Linked DNA regions of Homo sapiens: all the other regions are linked to region 1. Evidence: chromatin loops called from intact Hi-C (ENCODE). Cell type or tissue: heart left ventricle. All regions are shown on one strand. Region 1 overlaps CORO2B (coronin 2B). Region 2 has its middle 8.2 kb from the start of ANP32A. Region 3 overlaps ANP32A (acidic nuclear phosphoprotein 32 family member A).

The links. Hi-C counts contacts between places; a loop is a spot of excess contacts. Peaks named below come from ENCODE experiments on the same cell type or tissue, not always from the same donor. Only the 100,000 strongest peaks of a DNase experiment are listed, where the experiment ranks them.
Region 2: a loop joins it to region 1, with 3 times the contacts of the local background. A loop is called at or near these places in 50 of 110 quality-filtered maps.
Region 3: it touches region 1 in a loop (1.9-fold over the local background); 12 of 110 quality-filtered maps call a loop at or near these places.

Annotation. Positions count from the first base shown.
Region 1 is chr15:68,727,114-68,735,113 of GRCh38, reverse strand. It overlaps CORO2B (coronin 2B), which reads right to left. Exons shown (of 12, transcript NM_006091.5): 12 at 7,308-8,000. Among named protein-coding and RNA genes, the nearest start is that of MIR4312, 71 kb to the left of the region's middle. In heart left ventricle, a CTCF peak has its summit at 4,511 (motif pointing left); a DNase peak (open chromatin) is centred at 3,923; H3K27ac peaks cover 2,886 bases.
Region 2 is chr15:68,825,047-68,833,046 of GRCh38, reverse strand. No RefSeq gene overlaps it. Among named protein-coding and RNA genes, the nearest start is that of ANP32A, 8.2 kb to the right of the region's middle. RefSeq lists an enhancer at 3,913-3,962. In heart left ventricle, a CTCF peak has its summit at 3,830; no DNase peak of the experiment used is centred here.
Region 3 is chr15:68,780,072-68,788,071 of GRCh38, reverse strand. It overlaps ANP32A (acidic nuclear phosphoprotein 32 family member A), which reads left to right. Exons shown (of 7, transcript NM_006305.4): 2 at 153-302; 3 at 537-659; 4 at 3,477-3,675; 5 at 5,019-5,116; 6 at 7,599-7,662; 7 at 7,930-8,000. The coding sequence ends at 7,991. Among named protein-coding and RNA genes, the nearest start is that of MIR4312, 18 kb to the left of the region's middle. RefSeq lists an enhancer at 1-277 and a silencer at 5,005-5,054. In heart left ventricle, a CTCF peak has its summit at 4,217 (motif pointing left); DNase peaks (open chromatin) are centred at 4,201, 5,182 and 6,111; H3K27ac peaks cover 1,284 bases.

The DNA of each region.
Region 1 (8,000 bases):
ACCTTTTACCCCCAAGGGGCCTATCAAGGTATTTCCCCAAACAAAGACACTTCCTTCCCTAAAAGGAACTCTGGTACCAGCTGATAAAATAATAACTTTTCTTTGCTACTGCAATGACAAGGTTGCCAAACTGTGCCTATTCTTTGGGAGCTCCAACATTAACTGGGCCTTCTGGCCAATGGGAAAGGTAACCAGTTGGCAGTCCTTGTGACTTAGGATGCACCCAAGATCTCATTGAATTTAATGCTTGCAAGTTTGGGAGGAAGGCTGCGAAGTTCTGATTAACCCATTTTATGATGGAAAAAAGTGGGGTTTAGAATTAGTTTAGCAACAACTGGATGAATGAGCTTCTGAGCAAGAACTTGAACCCAAATCTCAGCTCATTCCATTTTCTCTTTCTTGGTAGTCTTTATGAAAATGGAAAATGTCCCTTGTTTGTTAGTCAAGTCAGCTGTTTTGACAATGAACTTGGTGCCCTGGTGCAGAAGGTCAAAAGTGACATGAGCTATGTGGCAGATAGGTTGTACTAAGTGCTGGGGGAAAAGATAAGCTGTCAGTAGATGCTCTTCTGTGTTGAGACAGAACTATTATCTCTGCAAGATAATCATCTTGAGGCTGTTAGGCAGGGCTCTTGCTAAGGAGGAATCCAGCAGGACTGCTTTGGGAGCCACTTCTTAGGGCCCCTCTGCCATGCCTTTCCCTCATGCTTTTCCCTCTCCCCTCCCCTACACCCTTTCCTCCTTTAAGGCCCAGTTCCCATGGCCGACTGTCCTCTGGGAAGCCATCCCTGGCAGCCACACATGGGTTAAATCCTCTCTCCTGGAAATCCTGTAGGCAATTACTCTCTGCTTTGCACCATTATCAAGTTCTAGACCAGTGGCTTTCAAAGTTTGTTGATTGCAACCCATAGTGAGAAACATATTTTATTTTGAATCTCTGTATATATAACACACCACTTTCCTTCCCTTTCTCTTACACACACACACACACACACACACACAAAGAGAGAGAGAAATATTGTGTGTGCACTATTAAAAAATGTTTCAAATTTCACCCGGTCATTCTGATGCTTTAAAACCTTCTGAGGTTTTCCATTGCATAAAAAGTACATTCCAAGTAAATAGCCTGAGTATAAGGCCCTTTGCTGACTGTCCTCTCGCCAGCCTTCTTGTTGGCTTCGGAAACTCAAAGCCCTTTGGGATTCTCCCCACATGCCAGCTGCCTCCTTTCTCTCACTTTGCACATGCTCTTCCTCTGACTGCAGTGCCGTTCTCCCTCTTCTCGGTTAGAAAACTGCTTTCACTTTAGGAACTCAGATGACCTGCCACCACGAGTTCTGTCCTCTGTCTTCTGCATCTTGATTGCTCTGATCTAGTACTCAACACTGAATTGTAATTACTGATTTGCATGTCTGCATCTTTCCCTAAACCAAGCCCCCAAGTCCAGTGATTTGTATATCTCAGTTGGTTTTATATCACTGGCACCTACTGTAGTGTCATTGTCCAGCAGATGTTCATTGAAAATTAGCAAAAGGACACTGTTCTCCAGTTCCATATTATCATTAATTAAAATCCTTCCATTCCATATGGCCTTAATACCTCTGGCCATTTATATATACATGGTGGTGCAGGGAGTGGGAGAGGGTAGATTTTGGAAGTAGTCACAGTTGATCCTATAGTTCCTGGTGTACCTCCTCCCACTCAGCCAGTAGTTTTCATTGCTAGAGGGAGGATCAGGATTCTGATAGCTGGAATACACAAATAAATAATAGTCAGTGCCCAGCTTTTGAGTTTTTAAACAGATTTGCAAAAATTCATGGCTGAGACAGTAAAGTCTTAAAAGCCAAGGGTTTTATTTTTATCTAATTTTTTTTGAGACAGGTTCTTGGTCCTGCTGTGTCGCTTAGTCTGGAATGCAGTGGCACAATCACGGTCCACTGCAGTCTCCACCTCCTGGGCTCAAGGGATCCTCCAGCCTCAGCCTTCTGAGTAGTTGGGACAACAGGCATGCACCAGCACACTTGGCTAATTTTTTATGTTTTTGTAGATATGGGAGTCTTGCTATGTTGCCCAGCCTAGTTTCGATCTCCTGGGCTTAAGCAATCCTCCTGCCTCGGATTCCCAGTGTTGGGATTACAGTTGTGAGCCACCGTGCCTGGCCAGGGCTTTTGATTTGAAGAGAAGAAAGGGCTCAATGCCAGAGAAAGCAGGTCATAAGGTTTATGCCACAAGCGGTAGATTGGGAAGAAAACGGGTGAAGAGACAGTGTACCTCGCCCTATGCAAGTTTAGGGATTGGGGCCACCTTGAGTGGAGTGGGAGGAGATCAGTGGGTGGGACCAGACCAGGAGGGATCAGGTAGGTAGGGCAGAGTCAGCAACAAGAGGATCAGGGAAAGGCTGAGCATCTGCTGCCACAGTGGACTGTGCTGGGATCCCTGTGAGGCATGCCTCGCATTGTGGGGCTGTGTGGTGGTGGCTGGGCCTTCTGGTCAGGACTCCACCTGTCAAGTGTACAATGGAAGTGACACCTGGCCAGCCCTGTCTGCTCACCCCATCCAACTGCCCTCCAAAGGGGCAGAGGTGATGTGGGAGGAAAAGCCCTAGCACCCATACCTGGTGAACTGAACAGAATAAGCTTGAGATTTCATCCCAAGGGACACAGTCGTGGCAAATCCTAAACCTTTACATACATTTAAAATGTCTTTAAAATTAAAGAATACCTTCTTCTCTTATCCTGTTACCCTGAAGATAATCACTGCTAATTATCTCAGTCCTTCCAGACATTTCTCTCTGCATTGAATATGAATTTTAATTATAAACCAGACTGGAACCTCTCTGAGACCAAGAACTACATCTTATTCTAGCACCTAGGACAATACCCGATGCAGAAAAGGCATTTGATAAATATTTGATAAAATAATTTTGAATGAAAACTGTCTCAAAATTCCAGTAGGCAAAGAAAAATAAGCTGTTTTCATTATTTCATTATTATAAATGACTTTCAGAGAGCTATGTGAATTTCAGGCCGGTGGGGGATAAGTTAGAATGGGAGACGGCTGGTGGGTGGGGGATTTAGAATCACTTGAATCACACTGCTAAGAAGTTCTAGGGCCTGCCAGGTCTTTCAGTGATTAAAAAAGCCCAACAAGCTTTCTCTTTTCTTTCTTCCTCTCTCCTTCCTTTCTTCCAATAGAGATGAGGTCTCACTATGTTGACCGGGCTGGTCTGGAACTCCTGGCCTCAAGCAATCCTCCCACCTTGGCTTCCCAAAGTGCTGGGATTACTGGGATCATAGGCATGAGCCACCTCGCCCCGGCATCCAACATGCTTTCTAAGACCAGCCCTTCCTCTCTCAGGTAGCCAAAGGAACATTCGTTAAGAAAGGTGTGGCCAGCACTGCTGTTGTTGGTTTACAAGGGGATTAGAGAACACGATCCCTATCTTTGGGGAGTGCCCCATTAGACAGCAGGGGGTGGGTCATCCCTGTCCCAGCTCTGGTTCCATTTCTGAGTTCTCCTAACCTGCCTCTTCCTCCCTCTTCCCTGTTGCCTCCCTATCCCCTCCTCCCACCCACCCCTGGGATCAAGGTCAGTTCCTTATCTCAGCAAGCTCTCTTAATTCTGCCATAACTACTGCCCCAGGCTGGGCCACTCCTATCTCCTACCTGGACAACCCACCAGCCCCCACCGTTTCCCGGCTTGTGTTGCCCTCCAATCCCTTCCCTTGAAGTAGCCAGAGGGAGGTGTCCACTCCTGATTCAAGCCCTTCCTTAGCTCCTCATGGCCTGGGGTGGAGTCCAGCCTTCCAGGGCAAAAATTCAGGGCTTCCCGGGTCTGGCCTTGGCCTCTTCCTCTGTGTCCTGGGCTGCTCCCGTGCTTGGGAAGCAGAGACCCTGGACGACTGGTCCTGTTTGTCTCATCAGGAGCTTCCTGGAGGCTGCGTGGGCTGCAGCAGCGAGCCCCAGGCTGGGCTGGGCCGGACTTGGCCGAGTGCAGATGTCTGGCCTGGACACCTGGTCCCTCCACCCCTAGTTTTTTGCCCCCCTTCACTTTCCAGCTCTTCCTTCTACCACCCCCTCAGCCCAAGCCTCATTAAACGCAGACTCTCCAGGCAGAAAGGGCCCCATCCCTGTCACTATTCCTGTAGGGAAACTGCTCAAGATCACAGAGCAGGTCAGAGGCTGCCTGGGTGGGGTGAGAACAACCAGACCAAGCCTCTTTCCTGTGCTTCAAGGAAGACTAGGCAGGGTCTCCACAGCCCCGTAGGGAGGAAGGTGAGGTGCGTGCCCTCCTCTGGCTGTGCCTTGGAAACAGTTGGTCCCTGGGCTGCCCTCCTTCAAGCCTCCCTTCTCCACCTGGGGTGCTTTGATTCCTGGCTGTTGTGTGCGCCTGCTTTGCCATGAGGCCTCAGTGCCTATGGTTGGATCATTAATTCTGGAGTGAGTGGGAGGTGCAAAAGGGACCCAGTTTAGAAAAAATGGGCTTGATAGGAAGGCCAGAATCTGCCACCTGCTGGCTGGATTCAAGTTTCTACAAACTCCTGGTCTTTGAATCTTGCTGTCATCACTGTGACCTTGCTCAGTGTCCCTACCTCCCTCCTCTCATTCGAGGCCCACCGTCTTTCATTGTTCCCGTGTCCCCTTCGCTGGATCCATTCTCCCGATTCATACCAGCATCCCAATCCCAGGGGGATTTGCACATGGAGATGGTTCTGGCAAGGGCAATGCTTAACCCAAAGAAACTATGTGCTAATGGGGGGATTCTGGGCAGTGTGACAAGCCAGATGCAAGGGAGGGGCTCTGGGACAGGAGCTTGCTAGAACTACTCTCACCCGATCTCTAGACACTCACCTTTCTCTGAGTAAGGCTGACCCATTTGTGCTTGTTACTGAATTAAAATTCCAAGGAAAGACAGGCTGCAGGTTGTTCCCAAATAGGAAACACACATACACAGAGAATGAGGAGCCTCTGCCAACATTCCAGGCAGGCCTCTTCCCCTCCCTGCACCATAGCCCTACAGTCCCTGTGCAGGCTGACCAGGGGGAGGAGAAGGATCTGGTAATGTTTCCTGTGGCCGAGGTAAGTGCCTCTGCTCCAGGCAGCCCCCATCACGGCAGCCCTTCCAAGCAGGAAGGCTGGGGGGGCGGGGGCCGGGAGGTGGGGGTGTTTTCAACATGAAGTCATTTCCCACAGTGAAGAAGCAGCCACGTTCTGCACGGTCCACTGGCAGTCTGGGATGTTTGCCCAGCACCAGGAGAGAGTCTAAAAATGCCCAAGCCCATCTTGGGATCTCAGGAGGCTGGCTGGAAGACAACCCAGGAGTCGTCCAATCCCAGAACAAACTGCCCACTCCACACTGAACCCAGCCTAGGATAAAGCTCATCCCAGCCTCCAAGGGCTCCAGGTCCTGCTGGATGATATGATGCCTATACATAGACCACTGGCTGGAGCCCCTCAAGAGCAGGGCTTGTTCTTTCTCATGTCATGGTTCCCAGCACCTGGTCCTAAATAGATGCAGCTACTTGGTATGTGTTAAACTGAGTTGAAAATTCGATTAGGTGTCAGGGGTAGGATAAAGAGTTGTAGGCACGTGCAGGAGGATACTCTTGCTGATGGTAAAGGCATTAGGGACATCTCCGTAGAAGAGAAGGGTCTGAAGTTTAGCTTAAGGTATCCTTACTTGGAGAAAAGAAGGGAGCAGACACCTGGTAGGGAGCATGGCAGTGGGGACAGGTTCAAAGAGCCATGAATGGCACTCTCCTACATCATTATGATAATTAAAGCAATGTGTTGGGCTAGGCAGTGTAATTCGCAGTGTGTAATGGGCAGAGGGGCCAGCGTAACAGACTAGTCATGGAATATATAACATATGAAGAAATTAAGGATACACAGCCAGCCAATGGGGAATTGATGAGTTATTCAACAAATGCAGTTGGGAAAATGGGCTAGTGGGGAGACAGAAAGCAAGTTCGAGCCCGACCTTAGACAGTGTACCATAATAAGTAATGATAAACAGCCGCCCCGTTGGGCTCAGAATTGGAGATTAGGTGGGACAGAAGTACATATGAGACAGATAACCTTATCCATTCACCTGTTCCCTGAGACTCAGCAAAAGTGATTTTCTGCACCCAAGTCCTGTAGGAAGTCATTCTTTGCTTCCTTTTTCCCAATAAATTTCTTCTTTTTTTTAATCACTCGTGCTAGACAATGGGTGGTCTTGGGGATTTGTCCCATCCTCTCAACTGCTAGTGTAACGAAACCTAGGATGACACACCAGGAAGGGACCCTAGAAATTGTCCCATCCCCTCATTTTATAGATGGAGAAAATGGGGCCCAGGGAGAAAAAAAGCCTTACTCAATGTTGCACAACTAGTCGAGGGTAGGGCCAGGCCTGGACCACGCCTTCCCGGTGTCCTGCCCGCTGTTCCTCTGCAGCCCTTTATCCTTTCCTCCTCACCCCTTTTCTAAGGCCCACACTGCTTTCTTCTGGCTCTTCTGAGTTTCCTGTGGTGTACACACTGCCGGGTGCCTGTTCACTTTGCAGCCTGACAACTCTTATTTAAGACAACCTTGGACTACTGAGAGACTGAGGATATCTAGCATCCCTGGTCTCAGAATGGGCCCCGGCCACGCTCCCAGAACAGACTCTGCCCAGCTCTGAGTCTGGCTGGGGACTGGGAACACAGACCTTCTCTGGCTCTGGCTCATAAGACCCAGTCCCTGTGTATTTCCCCCACTACACTGGCTGAGTGACCTTGAACATGTCACCACTCTGGGCCTGACTGCTTTTCTTGAAAACAGGAATAATCGGACCTACCAATTAGAGCTGCTATGAAGATCAAATGAGTCAAGTGTGTGGAATCCTGCCTGATAAACTTCAAGGCACCGTTCCAATGTAGAGCGTTGGTCTCACCCAGACCCCAACACGGGGCAGCATCTATTGAATAGCGGTAGAACAGTGGTTCTTAACCGGGAGGTGATTCTGACACCCCAGGGGACATTGGGCAATATCTGGGGACATTTTTGGTTGTCCCAATTGGATGAGGGTTGCTATGGCATCTGATTGGTGGAGCCAGGGATACTGCTAAATATCTTACAATGTACAGGGCAGCCCCCACAGCAAAGAATTATTCGCCCCAAATGTCAATAGTGCTGAGATAAATGAAGGTGTGAAATTATATCTGTAGGTACAGACGTGGGTTGTCATTCCAGAAAGGCAAAGGAGCTGTGGGTGGGGAGCTGACCATCAAGGTACCATGGTGACCAAGAACAGGAACCACTGGGGTTAAATGAGATGGCTATGCCCAGGTTTGATAAGTTGAAAACATTTTATTTCAATTCTATCCTTGGGAGGCAGCATAAATAATCACAGAAGACCACAAAGGTCAATGGGGAAGGAAAAAAAAAAGCTCCAGAAATGTGGGAGGAGGAGATGAGTGCTGACACTGTCTAGCTGTGGGGTACGGGGTGAGGAGGCCCTACTGTAGCTGGCTGGGAGGATGGAGGTTCATAAAGGAAAGGCCCAGCTCACCTGGAGGGGCTTGGGTAGCCCTGGCCTCTGTGGATGGGATTTTCCGTAGGGCGGCCATGGGAAAAGCAGGTATGGAGTATAATGCATCTAGTAGATCCTAGCTAATGAAAGAAAAGAGTGGACACCCATTTCTTGATTTCCAGATCTCACCCCAAACTGTGACTCTTCTGAGAACAGTGTTTATAAACTCTTTGTGCGTAGTGGGAAATGAAAGGAGGAAAAAAGAAGGAATAAAAGAAAATGTGTACAAGATCAAATGAAATGTGGCATCTCAGAGTTGCGTGACCTTGGGCCACTTCTCTCGGTTTCCTCATCTGCAGAAGGGAGTAGACGTGAGGCTCCATGAGATCCTATGTGTCAAAGGACTGCAGAAACTTTAAAGTGCTATACGGATGCGAGTGGCTGTGGTCATTCTACGTGCATAAGGCTGAAAGTGGCTGAGATAGCGGTGCTGAGACACACGCAGAGCAT
Region 2 (8,000 bases), 98 kb before region 1:
AATGTAGCCCTCACTCCTACTGTGTAACACTGGTCATTCATGGTCCATAATCCTAGGATGTGGGCTTTCTAGAGTCTCCATGAATACCTAGACATCCACGAAGGTTTACACATTCTACATTAGAATGAGCCTAACCTCTTGCATATCCACATTATTGTGCAGCCTCTGAAATCACTGTTCAGCTCTCAGCCTCCCAAAAACTATTATCTGCTAGACATTCTGAAGTCTTGCCCTGCAAATACAGATCTTAACAGTGGGCTGAATAGCTGAGGGAAATTTTAATGCAATTTTTGAGGGCTCCTTTTCTGTAGCTCCTGCCTCTAAGTGACCTTGCCCTCCAAACCCAGCTGTGTTAGAAGGCCTGAGCTCCGATCTTTGTTTCTTCTGCCCAGAGACACTGCCGCTCTCTCTTTGGGCTCCATCTCTCTGTGCTGGGATGAATGTGAGGTTGGCCACGTGCTTCCCTTTTCTGAAGGATAATAATCCAGTGACGCATGTTGTCATTTCACGTAATGTGTCTAGCTTCTATTGTTGTTTACATCAGAAAGGTGAGTCCAGTACCAGCTACTCAATCGTGACTAGAACTGGATGTTAAGAAATTTATTTTTTAAAAGGAATAAATTTAAAAAACCATTATGTTTTTCCCATCTCTAGTTGTAGTGCACAGCTACACATAAAAAGCCTCTTACCACATGCTCTAAAATTCAGATTACAAATTGTATTTTCCTGGCCAGTGCTAAGAGCCAAGAAAAGTTCTATATTTTTATAGGGTTCTGTCTTTTATTTTCATACCTTCCATAAAACACTTAATAACAGCTGGGCATGGTGGCTCACACTGGTAATCTCAGCATTTTGGGAGGCCAAGGTGGGTGGATCATCTGAGGTTAAAAGTTCGAGACCAGCCTGACCAACATGGTGAAACTCCGTCTCTACTAAAAAATGCAAAAAAATGGCCGGGCGTGGTGGCTCACGTCTCTAATTCTAGCACTTTGGGAGGCCAAGGCAGGTGGATCACCTGAGGTCAGGAGTTTGAGACCAGCCTGGCCAACATGGCAAAACCCCATCTCTACTAAAAAATACAAAAATTAGCCAGGTGTGGTGGCGGGCACCTGTAATCCCAGCTACTCAGGAGGCTGAGGCAGGAGAATCGCTTGAACCCAGGAGGCGGAGGTTGCAATGAGCCGAGATCGTGCCATTGCACTCCAGCCTGGGCGACAAGAGCAAAACTCCGTCTCAAAAAAACAAAAAACAAAAAAACCCAAAAACGATTAATAACAAGATAGAATATATTTGACCTAATCTTTGTGGACTTTTCTATTATTCATATAAGTGGAATAAAACTTTAAAATTTACATATTATTTTTTTTGAGACATTTGGCTCTTGTCGCCCAGGCTGGAGTGCAGTGGTGTGATCTCAGCTCACTGCAACCTCCAACTCCAGGGTTCAAGCGATTCTCCTGCCTCAGCCTCCCGAGTAGCTGGGATTACAGGTGTGCACCACCATGCCTAGCTAATTTTTATATTTTTAGTCGAGACAGTGTTTCACCATGTTGGCCAGGCTGGTCTTGAACTCCTGACCTCAGGTGATCTGCCTGCCTCAGCCAAGTGCTGGGACTACAGGTGTGAGCCATGGTGCTCGGCCAATATTGATTTTCCTAATAGAACACTATAGAAATAAATATTTCTTAGGTCAAAGACAGAACATGGAAGTACAAGTGCTCTGATTTCCTTCAAAAGTGAAATAAGAGGGAAATAGATGAGTTTTGTCACCCCATTTTTTCTCGCTTTTTGATGAATACAAAATCTAAAGGAATAAAAGCTGTGCCCAAGTACCTTCACTAAAAATGGCTTGTACACAAAATTAGATCAGAGTTAGGAAGATCTGTAATTGCTATTTCTCCTACACATTGTCTTTTAAGACAATTCAATTCCTGGTTAGCCACCTAAAATAAAAGACAATTCCTGGGTAGGAGCCTAAAATACAATGTTTATAGTAGAAAAGCTTCTGTGTTATGATCATGGAAACTGGAATTTAGTTTTGTTTCCCTCATTTTGGAAAGAATAAAGAAGTTACTTAGCAATCTGTTTCCCCAATACCCTACTGTTATTTACTTGACATTGAAGATTAAAGTTATTTAAATGTTTCAAAGATACTTTTTAAAGTCTGGAGTTCACTATGTCTAAAGTATTCATTAAGTCATTAAATATATATTCAACATTTAATGTTCAAATAATGGAGGGGTAATAAAAATGAATCAAACATTTTTCTTATCTTTAAGGATTTATTGTAATTTTGTGGGAGAGGTAAATAAGCACAGCATGTGGAAGAAAGCAGCCACGTGCTATACTTTACCATGTTATGCAAGTTCAAGGAGAGGAAAGCTCTTGTTTGTGTGGGTAAAATGGATCATCAAAGGTTTCAAAGGAGGCAATGATATCAAATGTGGTCTTAAATTTTGGGTAGAATTTTGCGTGGTGGGGAAAAAAGGATAGACTGTACAGGTGCAAGAACTGCATAGTCAAAGATAGAAAAGAAAAAGGAATAACAGAAGGTCTAATTTGCCTGGAAATTAGAGATAACACTGGAAGGTAGTATGAGGCCTTCTTTGGGGAGTTTTAATGCCAGGTGGGGGAAAGCAGGCCACAGGGAACCAGAGAGGCTGTTGTTGACCGGAGGAGCACTGGAACTGGAACTCAGAAACATTCATCTGGCCACAAAACCACATCAAGACCTCAGGGCCAGTGCTGATCTAGACAAGAGTTTCCAACTACTCAATCTTGAACAAGGTAGTGAATTCTCATAAAATTAAATTCAATGTAGAGGAGTGTCCTATATTCTAAAGCTGAGTCCTCCCTACATTGCCATTTTAAAAATAGTCTATAGAACAATAAAAGATAAGTTTTTTAAAGAATGTCTTTATCTGGCAAAATTAAAAGTTGGGAATTCTATGTTGGTCCTAAACCCTTTTTTTAAATGTTATTGGTGAGAAAACCCAAAGCCTGGGAACTCTTAGCACACGGTGCCAATTTAGACATGAGAAAGGGTGGGGCGAGCTTGCTTGGATAGAGTGGTGAAAAAGTGGGGCTGATAGGAGGAAAGGTAGTTGGAAATTTAGAGGACGAGTTAACCATTTGGTTATGGGAGTCAACAGAGGACAATTCCAAGGGTACCATTAATCAAAACAGGAGAGCCAGAAGGATAAAGGTAGTTTGGTGGAGGCAGAGTAGGCAGAGGCTGGCAAGGAAGAGATTCGTTTTGGAAATGTCATGTGGTTTGTTCCTGTAAGATACCTGTTTGGAAATGTCCAATGAGCAATTAAAATGTCAGTCTGCAGCTTGAGAGGGGAGGACTACTTATTGATGAAACAACAGGCATTTATTTTATACTTACTATGAGCCAAGCACTAAGTTTGGGGGAAAGAGACATATTTGCATGTTATTCCATAGACTCCCTTGCACTGATCTTTTCTACATTAAGTACTTGTTAATATAATCCTTTTATCTGTTTTATGGTGCTTTGAACATGTAAGCCAAGATACAATGGAAATACAATATTCACATTTACAATTGGTCTACAAATGAATAGAAAACTAAGACTGAAAAAAACCTTTATTATTGTGTTAGTTACTAGCATAGGCTACAGTAACAAATGGATACAAGCATATAATGGCACAGCCCCATAAAAGTTTCTTAGTCACAATTTCTCTCTTGGTGGGCAAGTAAATAGGTTGCTGAAATGACTCTTAAGAGACATTTCAGCCTGAGAGGGGGTCCACCTCATAAACACAGGGCTTCCACTGCATCTCAGTCAGTATGCAGTGGCACTTTCAAGCCTTTAAGTGGCAGCATCACTTCCACTTATAATCAACAAGCTAGAACCCAGTCACATGGCCCCAACTAACTGCAAGGGCCATCTAGGAAACATAGTCAAGCTTTGTGTTCAAGGAGAAGAGGAAATGGATTTTGCTGAACAATGAGCAGACTGCCATAATTTTCATTAAATCATCTGAGAAAAAAAGCTAACTTATAGGAAATAAAACACTGGGTCATGAAGAACACTTAGTGTACCAATGAACAGAATCTTTAGCACTGCTTCTCTGGAAAGAAGTAATTGGCACTTATAAGGAACTTCTATTCATGTAACAGTTAAACCATGTTTTATTAGAAACAAAACAGCTGAATTCCAATATTGTTCAGAGTCCTTGCAAGGGTATCATTTGTTTTTTCTAGCTGAATAGTAATCTAAGCTAACTGACCTGAAATGATGGGAAAGAAGACAATATTCCAGTATTAATATGTTTTCTACAAGCACATCATTGATAACCTTCCTCTTTGTTCCCAGGAACATAGGCCTCTTCAATGTGTTTGTGGTTTTTGCATTCGTTTCACCATCAGCATTTTTTCTTCACAATTGTCCTTCAACGACTGCATCCGGTTATGAACTCTTAGTTAGCCTGTGACCACCTGCCTACTTCCAGATTTTGACTAAATTCTCAAACCCTTCATGTCAGTTCTTGAGCCTGAACTGTGCTCAGAGTAGCAGACAGAAACCCATTAGCAGTAATCCATCACTGCTCAAGATCTTTTATCATTTGATATCTAGAGATATCTGCATTTATTTATGAAATATGTCGATTATCCCTTAGAACTAAATTCCTTGTAATTTAAATCAAATATCTTTACTAGGGACATTTCCTTTCCAAATTTTAAGATTATCACCAGTTTTGCTGCGGTAGAGTCTTTTTTTTTTTTTTTTTTTTTTTTTTTTTTTTTTTTTTTTTTTGAGACGGAGTCTAACTCTGTCACCCAGGCTGGAGTGCAGTGGCACCATCTTGGCTAGTTGCAACCTCCACTTCCCAGGTTCAAGCGATCCTCCTGCCTCAGCCTCCCAAGTAGATGGGATTACAGGCGTGTGCCCCCACACTGAGCTAACTTTTGTATTTTTAGTAGAGTTGGGGTTTCACCATGTTGGCCAGGCTGGTCTTGAACTCCTGACCTCAACTGATCTGCCCACCTCGGTCTCAAAAAGTGCTGGGATTACAGGTGTGAGCCACGGTGCCCAGCCAAGGAAGTCTTATTGACATCAGCAGTGATACATTGTTTCTTCTGGCTTCAAATTTGGAAAGGGAAGCATTTGAAAAGAAACTGGGATTTCAGATATTAGCTCTGCTTTACATTGATCCTAAATAGGTGGTACGGTCTCTTGCTGGTAAGTAGTAGGGAGGAAGAGGGGAGATACTATGGGAGTAACATGGATCATCAGGAAACCTTCACAGCATTATTTTGTTAGAACATGTTCGTGGATTTTTGGTTTTGGTCACCTAGCACCAGAACACTTAGTTTAGGCAGAGTCCTAAAATAGGCAGGAGGCAGGGTCACACATCCCACTGTGGAAGCTAAAGGAGGAAGATAATCTTTTCTCTCTGACAGCTGGGGCATCTGCAAATGTTCTTGCCAAGGGCTTTGAACCTCGAGGGAGTGACACAAAAAGGCAGGATGCTGAGATCATTGTAGGTATGGTGGGATTCACAGCCCATAGCAGAGATGACTTCTGAGGTGTGAGGTCCTCTGAAGACTTTACCTAGGGCAGGGACCATCTTGGCTGTGCTCCAAATTGCCAGCTTCCCTGGCTTCTTCTTTCCTGGACCTTGTTCTTTGGTTCTGTGACAGACTTATAAAAATTGCCTTTTTCTTGTGTTGGTCAAGGTAAATTTCTGTTATCTTCACCAAAAATTCTGACTAGCATAAACATTCCACATATCATCTACACCTATAATTTCCATTAAAATACCTGTTTCATTGCAAAAATTATCAATGGAAAACTTTTTAAATATAGACAAATAAAAGACCTCAAAATCAAAAACCACTATGACATCATCACCCATGCAAAACCATTGTAATCAAAGTTTTTAAACATTTTTTGGTACATACTCTCCCAGACTTTTTTCCTGGGCATATGAATCTTTTCTGTTTTTTTCTTTTTCATTTTCCCTCTTCCCCTTTCTTTTCTTTCTTTCGCTATTATAAAAATGCTATGATACAATGATCAACATGTCTGTTATACATCTTTGCACACTTGTATCCTGAGTTTGTCTGCTCTTCTGCCTTATCTATAGAATTACTTCTCAACATGAACACAGACATGAGTTGGCCTAGCCTAGTGAAAAATGTTTGTCACACTTACTTGACTTGCCCTCCAATATATATGTAGAAGTGGTAATTCTCATATACAAGAAGGCATATACAATAATTTCACGTACATTATTGAGTTATAAGACCAATGCAAGGCTGGGCACCACGGCTCATATCTGTAATCCCAGCACTTTGGAAGGCCCAGGCAGGAGGATCGCTTGAGCCCAGGAGCTTGAGACTAGCCTGGCCAACATGGTGAGACCTCATCTCTATAAAAATTTAAAAATTAGCCAGGTGTGGTGGTGCATGCCTGTGGCCCCAGTTACTTGGGAGGCTGAGGCAGGAGGACTGCTTGAGCCCAAGAGGTCAAGGCTGCAGTGAGCCATGATCGCATCACTGCACTCCAGCCTGGGTGGCAGTGAGACCCTGTCTCAAAAAGAAAGGAAAAAAAAAAAAAAAAGACCAATGCAGCAGAGTAAAACATGTTCCTCCACTGGGTAAAAGTCCTCTAACACCTATCGTGGCTATCTCATTTCGTCATGTACAAATGAATTCAAAGTTTTTATATTATAGTTGCTAGGATCCAGAACTTCCAAAGAAAGTTTAGGGTATACATATACTTGCCTGAAAGAACCCAATATTTCAACTAGAAATACGTTAAAAATTTACTAATTTCTCAGAATGCATTAAATTGATCTCTAATTCAAGAGGCGCTGTAGAAAATTTTTTACAAATAGATCATTACTTAGAGGTACAAATAATAATTGCCATTACAAAGCAGAGAATCTAAGAGGATTTAATTATTGTATACATAATTTTACTATGTATACGAAAGTTATAAATGCCATTTGCAAATGGTAAAAACATTAAAAGTTCTTAAAAAGTCTGATCTCTACCTCATATCTTAATAGATTTTAGTATTCTTTTCTTCATAGAGGTAAACCTCAACTCTAGATGGATTAAAACAAATTAGTGGAATCTAAATTAATTGCATTTCTATTTTTCAACCAAAATTGCCTTATGTCACTTTGTTCTATAGCTCCTCATTCCATTATTTGTCTTTAAGGCATTTATTTTTTTCCTTCACAGCCATATTTTAATACTAAAAGTAAGAGCTTACAGCTCTGGTTTTCTTCCTGATGAATGGTAAACAAACTTCCCTCATTGCTACTTCAAAACTGTCTTTAATAAATATATTTAAGAAACCGATTCACAAAATTTCTAGAGACTTCCAAACAAGTGTGCAAGTGATTTTTTTTTTTTTTTTTTTGAGATGGAGTTTCACTCTTGTTGCCCAGGCTGGAGTGCAATGGTGCGATTTTGGCACATGGCAACCTCTGCCTCCCGGGTTCAAGTAAGTCTCCCGCCTCTGCCTCCCGAGTAGCTGGGATTATAGGCACGTGCCACGAAGCCCGGCTTTTTTTTTTTTTTTTTTTTTTTGTATTTTTAGTAGAGATGGCATTTCACCATGTTGGCCAGGCTGGTCTCGAACTCCTGACTTCAGGTGATCCACCCGCCTTGGCCTCCCAAAGTGCTGGGATTACAGGCGTGAGCCACCATACCTGGCTTTTTTTTTTTTTTTTTTTTGAGACGGAGTCTCGTTCTGTCGCCCAGGCTGGAGTGCAATGGAGTGATCTCTGCTCACTGCAAGCTCCGCCTTCCGGGTTCACGCCATTCTCCTGCCTCAGCCTCCCGAGTAGCTGGGACTACAGGCGTGCGCCACCTCACCCGGCTAATTTTTTGTATTTTTAATAGAGACGGGGTTTCACCGTGTTAGCCAGGATGGTCTCCATCTCCTGACCACGTGATCCGCCCACCTCGGCCTCCCAAAGTGCTGGGATTACAGGCATGAGCCACCGCGCCCGGCC
Region 3 (8,000 bases), 53 kb before region 1:
GCAGCACAGTGATCCGGAAAGCTAGAAGAAGTGACGGAGTGACTGACTGCTTCCTGCGTCTGTCTCCCTGTTCTCTGAGGAGTCCTCTAACACCCTCCCCCTGCTTCAGCCCCATTCCTCAGCCCCGCTCACACGGTCGGGCCTTCTTTCAGGTGAAAGAACTTGTCCTGGACAACAGTCGGTCGAATGAAGGCAAACTCGAAGGCCTCACAGATGAATTTGAAGAACTGGAATTCTTAAGTACAATCAACGTAGGCCTCACCTCAATCGCAAACTTACCAAAGTTAAACAAACTTAAGAAGGTAAATAGAGTGGAGTCTGTGTGTGCTGGGAGGCGGGGGTGGGGAGTGGGAAGGGTTATTACCTATGTTTAGAAAGAGTAATTGAAGGGAAAGCCGGGTGCTTGCACCAACATGCCAGACAATTGCCTGAGACTGCTTTCCCTTCTTGCCCGTCTGGGGAAAGCCGGGCAGCTCTGAGCCGGTAGCCTTCATTTTAAAAGCTGTTTCTGCTTTTTCTTTCCCTGCCTTATTTAGCTTGAACTAAGCGATAACAGAGTCTCAGGGGGCCTGGAAGTATTGGCAGAAAAGTGTCCGAACCTCACGCATCTAAATTTAAGTGGCAACAAAATTAAAGACCTCAGCACAATAGAGCCACTGGTAAGTCATTCGGACCCTCCCCTCCCTGCAGGGGTAGGAGGTGGGAGGAATTGGCATCAGCAAATACTACTTTTGCATTTGTCCTTTTCCCACTTAATTTTTTTGACTCTCATGATGTGCTATGAGATAGAATTGAGCTATTGTTTCTGCTGAGTCCATAGAGAAACTGAGGCCCAGAGAAGTTAAATACCTTGACCAAGGTCACAGACAGAATGGGCAGCTATTGTACGGGTAGCGTAGAACCCTAGTTTCAATTTCTGGTCTCCTGCTTTTCCACTCAGTTTCTGCTCAGCTTTGGAAACCTGAGCTGTAATGTCTTCAGGTTCAGGGCATGGCTTGTTGCCCCTTTTTGGGAAGGGAGGAGCAATCCAAGAATTAAACTGGCCCTGGAGGTGGACTCCAGTTTTCTCCTTGGGTCGCTGGCCCCTGAACTGTGAGAAATGAGTCAGTCCTGACATAGAACCCTGGAATGACTGAGAGCCGTGTGGTGTGAGAGCCTCGTGCAGGCAGGCCTTCCTCAACGTGGTGTGGAGAAGAGTGACCCCTGGTCACCAGTCCTTGTTGCGATAGTGAACAGGCTCTCAGGGGCCTGGGTAGCATTTCTGGCTCCTCTGCTCATCCTTGTAGAGATAGACATCCCCTAAGCTTCACTGATTTACCAGCCAGAAAGGGGCAGGTCATGTTCAGAACAACACTTTCTATAATTACCAGGATCTGATTCGCTGTATTCCTTTGATTTTAAGGAAATCAGCTGTAAGATGTGTCACTGAAAACAACTCTTTTGGAATAGGAAATACTACCACATGAAGTAAATACACCTGTTGTGAATATACATATAAGAGTCACCTCATAAGGCCGGGCGTGGTATCTCACACCTTTAATCCCAGCACTTTGAGAGGGCAAGGCAGGTGGATCACCTGAGGTCAAGAGTTTGAGACCAGCCTGGCCAACATGGTGACACCCCATCTGTACTAAAAATACAAAAATTAGCCCGGCGTGGTGGCACACGCCTGTAGTCCCAGCCACTCGGGAGGCCGAGGCAGGAGAATCTCTTGAACCTGGAAGGCAGAGGTTGCAATGAGCTGAGATCGCGTCACTGCACTCCAGCCTGGGTGACAGAGTGAGACTCTGTCTCCAAAAAAAAAAAAAAAAAAAAAAAAGCAGCAGCAGCAGCACCTCAGGCATCTTAGAATCAGGGAAAGGCCAGGAGGACAATTGGCCACGTTTGCCAAATTTCCCTTCTGGGTTTATAGGGGAGGTTGGGTATCCCTCAGATTGGGCTGGAGTTTTCAGGGTTTCTGTCCCAAAAGGCACTCCTTGCTCTCCATGGATGCTCACGGGACTTGCTGGTGGCCAGTGTGGCAGAAGAGGACACTGGCATTTCTTTTCCAAGCTCTTTACCTGTCCATCGATGGCATTGGGGCCAACTAGTAGAATGTGCTTCCCACAGAACTTCTTTTCAGGCCTTTCACTGGTCTCCTAGGAAAAAGCCAAACTATTTTGATCTGTCTGGAAGTCTTGATTTTATAATGTCATTACAAAAGGAAAAAGTCTTTGAAGTTCTGTATATGGGTGAGGTATGGGGATTGAGTATATAAAATCCTTGTAAAACATTGTGATTCAGTCACCATTAGGGGTCAGGCACTCAGGCACGTTCATGTTCACACTCTCCACTGCCCCCTGCCCAGATCACACGTGTCTCAGTGCTTTCTCCGCCCCTGCTTGTCAGTGTGTGTTGCCTTACCGTCCTGGGGCGGGAAGCTGCTTTTGGTAGCAGGTGCTGGGCTTGCCCACACAGACCACTGTCAAGACTTCCTCCCTGCCCTTGGCTTCTGCTGAGAATGACCCAGGTCTCAACTGCAAGGTCATAGAGAGAGCAACCTAGCTCCCGACATTGACTCCAAGGAGCAATGGTTTCACTCCCTTGTTAGACCTGGCCACCTTTGGAATGGGGACTCAGCCTGGGATGGGATTTTTTTGTACCTGGTGCCTCAAAGGTGGGTGAGGTGGGAAGTCAAAATGTAGCTCAGTTACTTGCAAGCAGTATGACCCTTCACTTCCTGGGCCTCAGTTTCCTCTACCATCAAACAGGGATAACATTGGCTAGAACCCGTCTGGTGTAAAGCTTTGACAGAGCACATCGTGTCAAATACCATGGACAGAATTGGGGTCCTCCATTGCTTTTTCTCTTGTCCTTTTTTGACAGGCAATATTCAAAGAGTAAGAGCACAGGTCTGAAGTTGGGCTGCCTGATGAATTACCAAATCCTGTGCCCTCCATTTCCACATATGTGAAATTAACTAATAATTATTTCTACCTTACAGGGGTTGTGAGATAAAGTGACTCAGTACATGAAGTGCCATGTTAACCGCCCTTATCATCATCATTATCAGATGCAGAAGGAGTTAGTTTGTTAGTTCAAGTTGACTTTTGGTTTCCCTCTGGCTCCTTAGTCTCAGGGAGAGGCAGTAAACCTCTTGGCTCATGCACCAAGAAAGCCCCAGGCTAATTTCAAGTCAATCACTGTTAAGACAGAAGCTGTAATTGCAGAATAAAAGTGTTAACATTGGATAAGGCTTCAAAGATCCTCCAGTCCAACCCCCCATTTTCCAGATGGAGACGCCGAGGCCCACAAACTGCAGGTGATATGTCTGGGCAAACACTGTGGCTAAGCAGAGCCAAATCCAAGCTTCCTTATCACCTGGAAGTCATGGTCTGCGCATGCTATCTCATGGCATCCTTGCCTGTTTGCTAGGGCTGTTCCTCCACCTTCCTCCCACAAATCACTTACTGTTGGCTTCATTTTTCCGCTTGCAGAAAAAGTTAGAAAACCTCAAGAGCTTAGACCTTTTCAATTGCGAGGTAACCAACCTGAACGACTACCGAGAAAATGTGTTCAAGCTCCTCCCGCAACTCACATATCTCGACGGCTATGACCGGGACGACAAGGAGGCCCCTGACTCGGATGCTGAGGGCTACGTGGAGGGCCTGGATGATGAGGAGGAGGATGAGGATGGTGGGTGACAGGGTGCGGCCCAGGGCTGCAGGGGCCCAGCTGAGGCCTTGGGGCTCGTCCTTGGCTTTGCAGAGGTGGGTGGGCTGGGTGTTGGGAGGCCCCCACCCAGCTACTGAAGGCTGGCTGTCTGTCTGGTAGCTACCACCTTCCAAAGCTATGGAGGGGAGTAGGGCTGTCTGCTTTGTTTTCCATAGTCCCTAATCTGTCTCATTGGTTGACTTCCCTAAAAGAACAAAGCATGAGTCCCATGCTCATGGAAATATCCTGAGATTCTCCAACTGCATAATAACTCCTTTAAAACCATCCAACTGAATCCCCACTTCAATTTTTGTCCCTTTTCCAAAGCCCCCAGGGAGTGGGATTCTACAGTCTTTCTGTAGTGTGACCCGCACTTAGACACTCTCCCAGGGAGGGAGGGAGGGGATAGAGAGAGAAGAGTGTGTGGCCTGAGGACCCCTCTTTCCCATCTAGGTATTCAGTAGTGGAGAGGAGGTCCAGAGCTAGAGGGGTTGTGGGGCCCCCTGGTGGTTGCAGCCTACAGCCCCACACCTAGGGGCACAGGCTCAGGTGCTCAGGAGCCCCAGGTGCTCAGAAGTGGAGGACTGCAGGCCACTTGTTGGGTTCCCTGGCAGTGTGGTGTGTAGTCGAGGCCTACAGGAAGGAAGGAGGGAAAAGAAGGGAGTCCTGTTCCCTCCCCTTCTCCCTTGCCACCAGCACAGTGCAGCTTTCCCATGCATCTTCGTGGCCAGATAAAGTTGAGAATGGAGACACTTGCCTGATTAATTAATTCAGATACAGGATTTTGGTTTTCTTTGTTCAATTGGGAGTGTTTTGCAAGATACTCAGAGACCATGTTTGCCTTGGTGGGGATCTTGTGATATGGCAGAAAGGAGCCAAAACTGGCAGTCCCGGGACCAGGTCCCCTAGGCCCAGCTCAACTAGTGACTCGATGCGTGACCTTGAACAAGTCAGTTCTCTCTGTGCCTCAGATCTCTCACCTTTAACCTGAGGAGTTTGATTTGATCTTGCCGCTTTCCCGGGCCCTGGAACCTGTTGCTGTGCTCTGACAATTTCCTGGTGGTCTCGGTGTGAGAGGCCTCCAGAAGGGGCCTTTCACATGCATAACACTTGTGAGGGGGGCTTATCTTTGGCACAACTTCAGGATGTGTTTAATTATGTCAGCACTGTTTTCATGAGAGTTAGTGTGTTCCATCTTTGGACTTAGGTGGGTGTGGGAGGGTCATGAGCCCCACACTGAAGACGCTACAAGGGGCCTGTGCTGTGTGGGGGGCGGAGCCAGCTCACCACTAGTTCTGTTTCCGTTCCCCATTTCGATTGCACAGAGGAGGAGTATGATGAAGATGCTCAGGTAGTGGAAGACGAGGAGGACGAGGATGAGGAGGAGGAAGGTGAAGAGGAGGACGTGAGTGGAGAGGAGGAGGTAAGGAGGCTGGGCTGGGCAGGGCCACCGTCTGCCCCTTTGAGGCAGTCCCACTGACTGCCTCTGTGATCAGTCTTGGCAGCCCCGGAGCCCTGGTTAGGAAAGTCGCTCCCCGATGGGTAGTGAAGTGAGTCCATTTCAGAGCCTTTCACTGGGCTGTTTCTGGGGAGACAAGACTTGCAGTAAGCTCTGGGGAGGCTGGATTAGAAGAGGGGAAGAGGATTTTAGAGGCAGGGACTGAACCTGCTGGGGTAAGCCTGGCCGTTGTTTCTATGTGAAGAAGTACAGAATGCATGGCCCCATTTTCTGCTTTTTGCTTTCATATGCTAATTAAGATATTCATTGAGCACTTAAACTGTGCTAGGGAAAACCAAAGTCTGCCTTGAACTGATAGGTAGCAGGATAACACTGCTGGATCCCAAATCAGAGAGTGACACTATGGAAATAGAGCACCAGGAGTTGGCCATTTTCCTAAAGAGATTGGCTGGTTCCCAGTTTTTTAACAAGATCTGTGAGGGGGTGAGTCCCAGCTCTACCACTCGCAAGCTGTGTGTCCCCAGACAATTTACCTGACCTTTCTGAGCCTATTTCTTCATCTGTAAAATAGGGATCATGATAGCTTTCTCACAGGGTTGTTAAGAGGATAAAGTGAAGTGTAAGTAAAATGCTTAAGGACAGTGTCTGACAAGGGGTAAGTGTCTGACTGCTTATTGTAGGCGTTCACACCCTCCTCCAGGTTCCTGGCACTGTGTTGGGTTTTGTGTTTGTGTGTTCTGAGTCTCTCTGTAGCAGAGTCATTTTCTATGACTTGCTCAGAATTCTAAATCAACTCTTGCTAATTGCAAAAGTTAGAACTAGAGAGTTTTAAAGTGACAATAGCATGGACAAGGCGCCTGTGTCCCCTCCCAACTCCCCCCGCAGTTTCCTGTCTCCCTCAATGGAGGATGCAGACACATCCGCTTGCCACACGGACTCACTCAGATAGTGTCTTCCAGTTCCAGCCAGCCGGCCCAGGCTTGAGAGACACAGGCCAATGACAATAGAATCGCGGAGGCCAGGCGCGGTGGCTCACGCCTGTAATCCTAGCACTTTGGGAGGCCGAGGCGGGCGGATCACTTGAGGTCAGGAGATCGAGACCAGCCTAGGCAACATGGCGAGACTCCATCTCTACTAAAAATATAAAAATTAGCCAGGCATGTTGATGGATGCCTATAATTCCAGCTACACAGGAGGCTGGGGCACGCGAATCGCTTGAACCTGGGAGGCAGAGGTTGCAGTGAGCCGAGATGGCACCGCTGCATTCCAGCCTGGGCAATAGAGCGAGACTCAGTTAAAAAAAAAAAAAAAAGCTGGCCAGATGAGCTTGGTTTCTGTTTAGTTGTGCTGCTGGCTTTGCCTTCTCCCTAGGTCTAGACTCTTAGGCTCATCTCTAAAGAATATTGTATTTTAAAAATAAAGTCTTAGTAAAACAGGTTCCCCTAGAACAGGGCAGTAAGTTGTATTGGCTAATAGCTGTTACATCTTCCTCTTCCTGTCACAGGAGTGCTGCATGTGAGGTTTGGGGGGGTGGGGATGGGGGAGGGTTGTGGATTTTGTTTTTTGTTTTTTGTTTTTTAAATAATCTCACTGACCATCTGCATATTTCCAGCTTTCAGTAAAGGAGAGCTTATACATGCAAAAAAAAACCAGAACCTTAGCAAACAGACTGATGAGGGAACTCTTTGGTGACATTTTAAAAGAATGTTTCCCTTGACAAAAAAGAAGTCTGTCACCAAGTTCTTTTAAACTTCAGGAACCAGGTTTAACAAGCAGAGATTCAACTTGCATATACTTTCAGGAGCAGAGGAAAGCAAGGGCCCTGTGTTGAGAAAGAAAGTCATACACCTTGCTGAATCTCAAGCCGGTTGGGAATGATGTCCTCAGGGGGTCTTGAATTTATCTTCCCCAACCCTTCCAGGTGGTCCAAGTTTGCAAGCTAGGGAAGGGGCTGGGTCAGGTGACGTTGAACTTGCCCACAGAATCTGGATTTGCTTAAACTGGGGTCTTCTCTTGAAGCCAAAACTAGATTGAGGACAGATGCAAGAAAGGATGGCCTACTTTGCACGTCAGGGAGTCTGCTCGGGAACTTGTTCTCCTCAGAGAATGTGCAGACTGGAGAGCTGCCTGCCTTACAGGGACTTCAGATCAGAGTTCTTAACCTGGGTCCTGGAATCCATAACCCCCTGAAACTGCTTGCAAATATTATAAATGATACGGACATTTTCTGGAGAAGGAGTTCAAAGCTTTCTGCAGATTTCCCAATGAGTCCTTGATCTGAAATAAATTAAGAACCTCTGCTTTACATTCCTCCCGAGATGTCAAGTCTTGGTGGGGGCTCTGAGAGGCTGGGGGTGACCCCGGCCTTTTTGTGCTCTGTGTGGCTTCCTCAGCATGTCCCAAGGCAGGGCATTTCTAATGTTCTGGTGTCTGTCCTTTCTCCTAGGAGGATGAAGAAGGTTATAACGATGGAGAGGTAGATGACGAGGAAGATGAAGAAGAGCTTGGTGGTATGGCAGCCTTTTTACTCTCAGCTGGTAGCAGCCTGGCCCTTTCACTTTGGCCTTAGATTGCTTAGACTCAGAGGCCCCTGGCAGTGGGCAGGACACTCCTGTCAGAGGCCTCAGATTCCCCTTCCAGCTGTGCAGATGTCTTGCCTCGGTTTCCAAGGATGGCACAGCTTGCTAGTCATGGGTCCCCTGACTTCTCACTGGGTGGGTTGAGTTAAAGAGGTGGGATTAATAACTAATCTAAATGCCGCTTTCTTACTTTTCCAGAAGAAGAAAGGGGTCAGAAGCGAAAACGAGAACCTGAAGATGAGGGAGAAGATGATGACTAAGTGGAATAA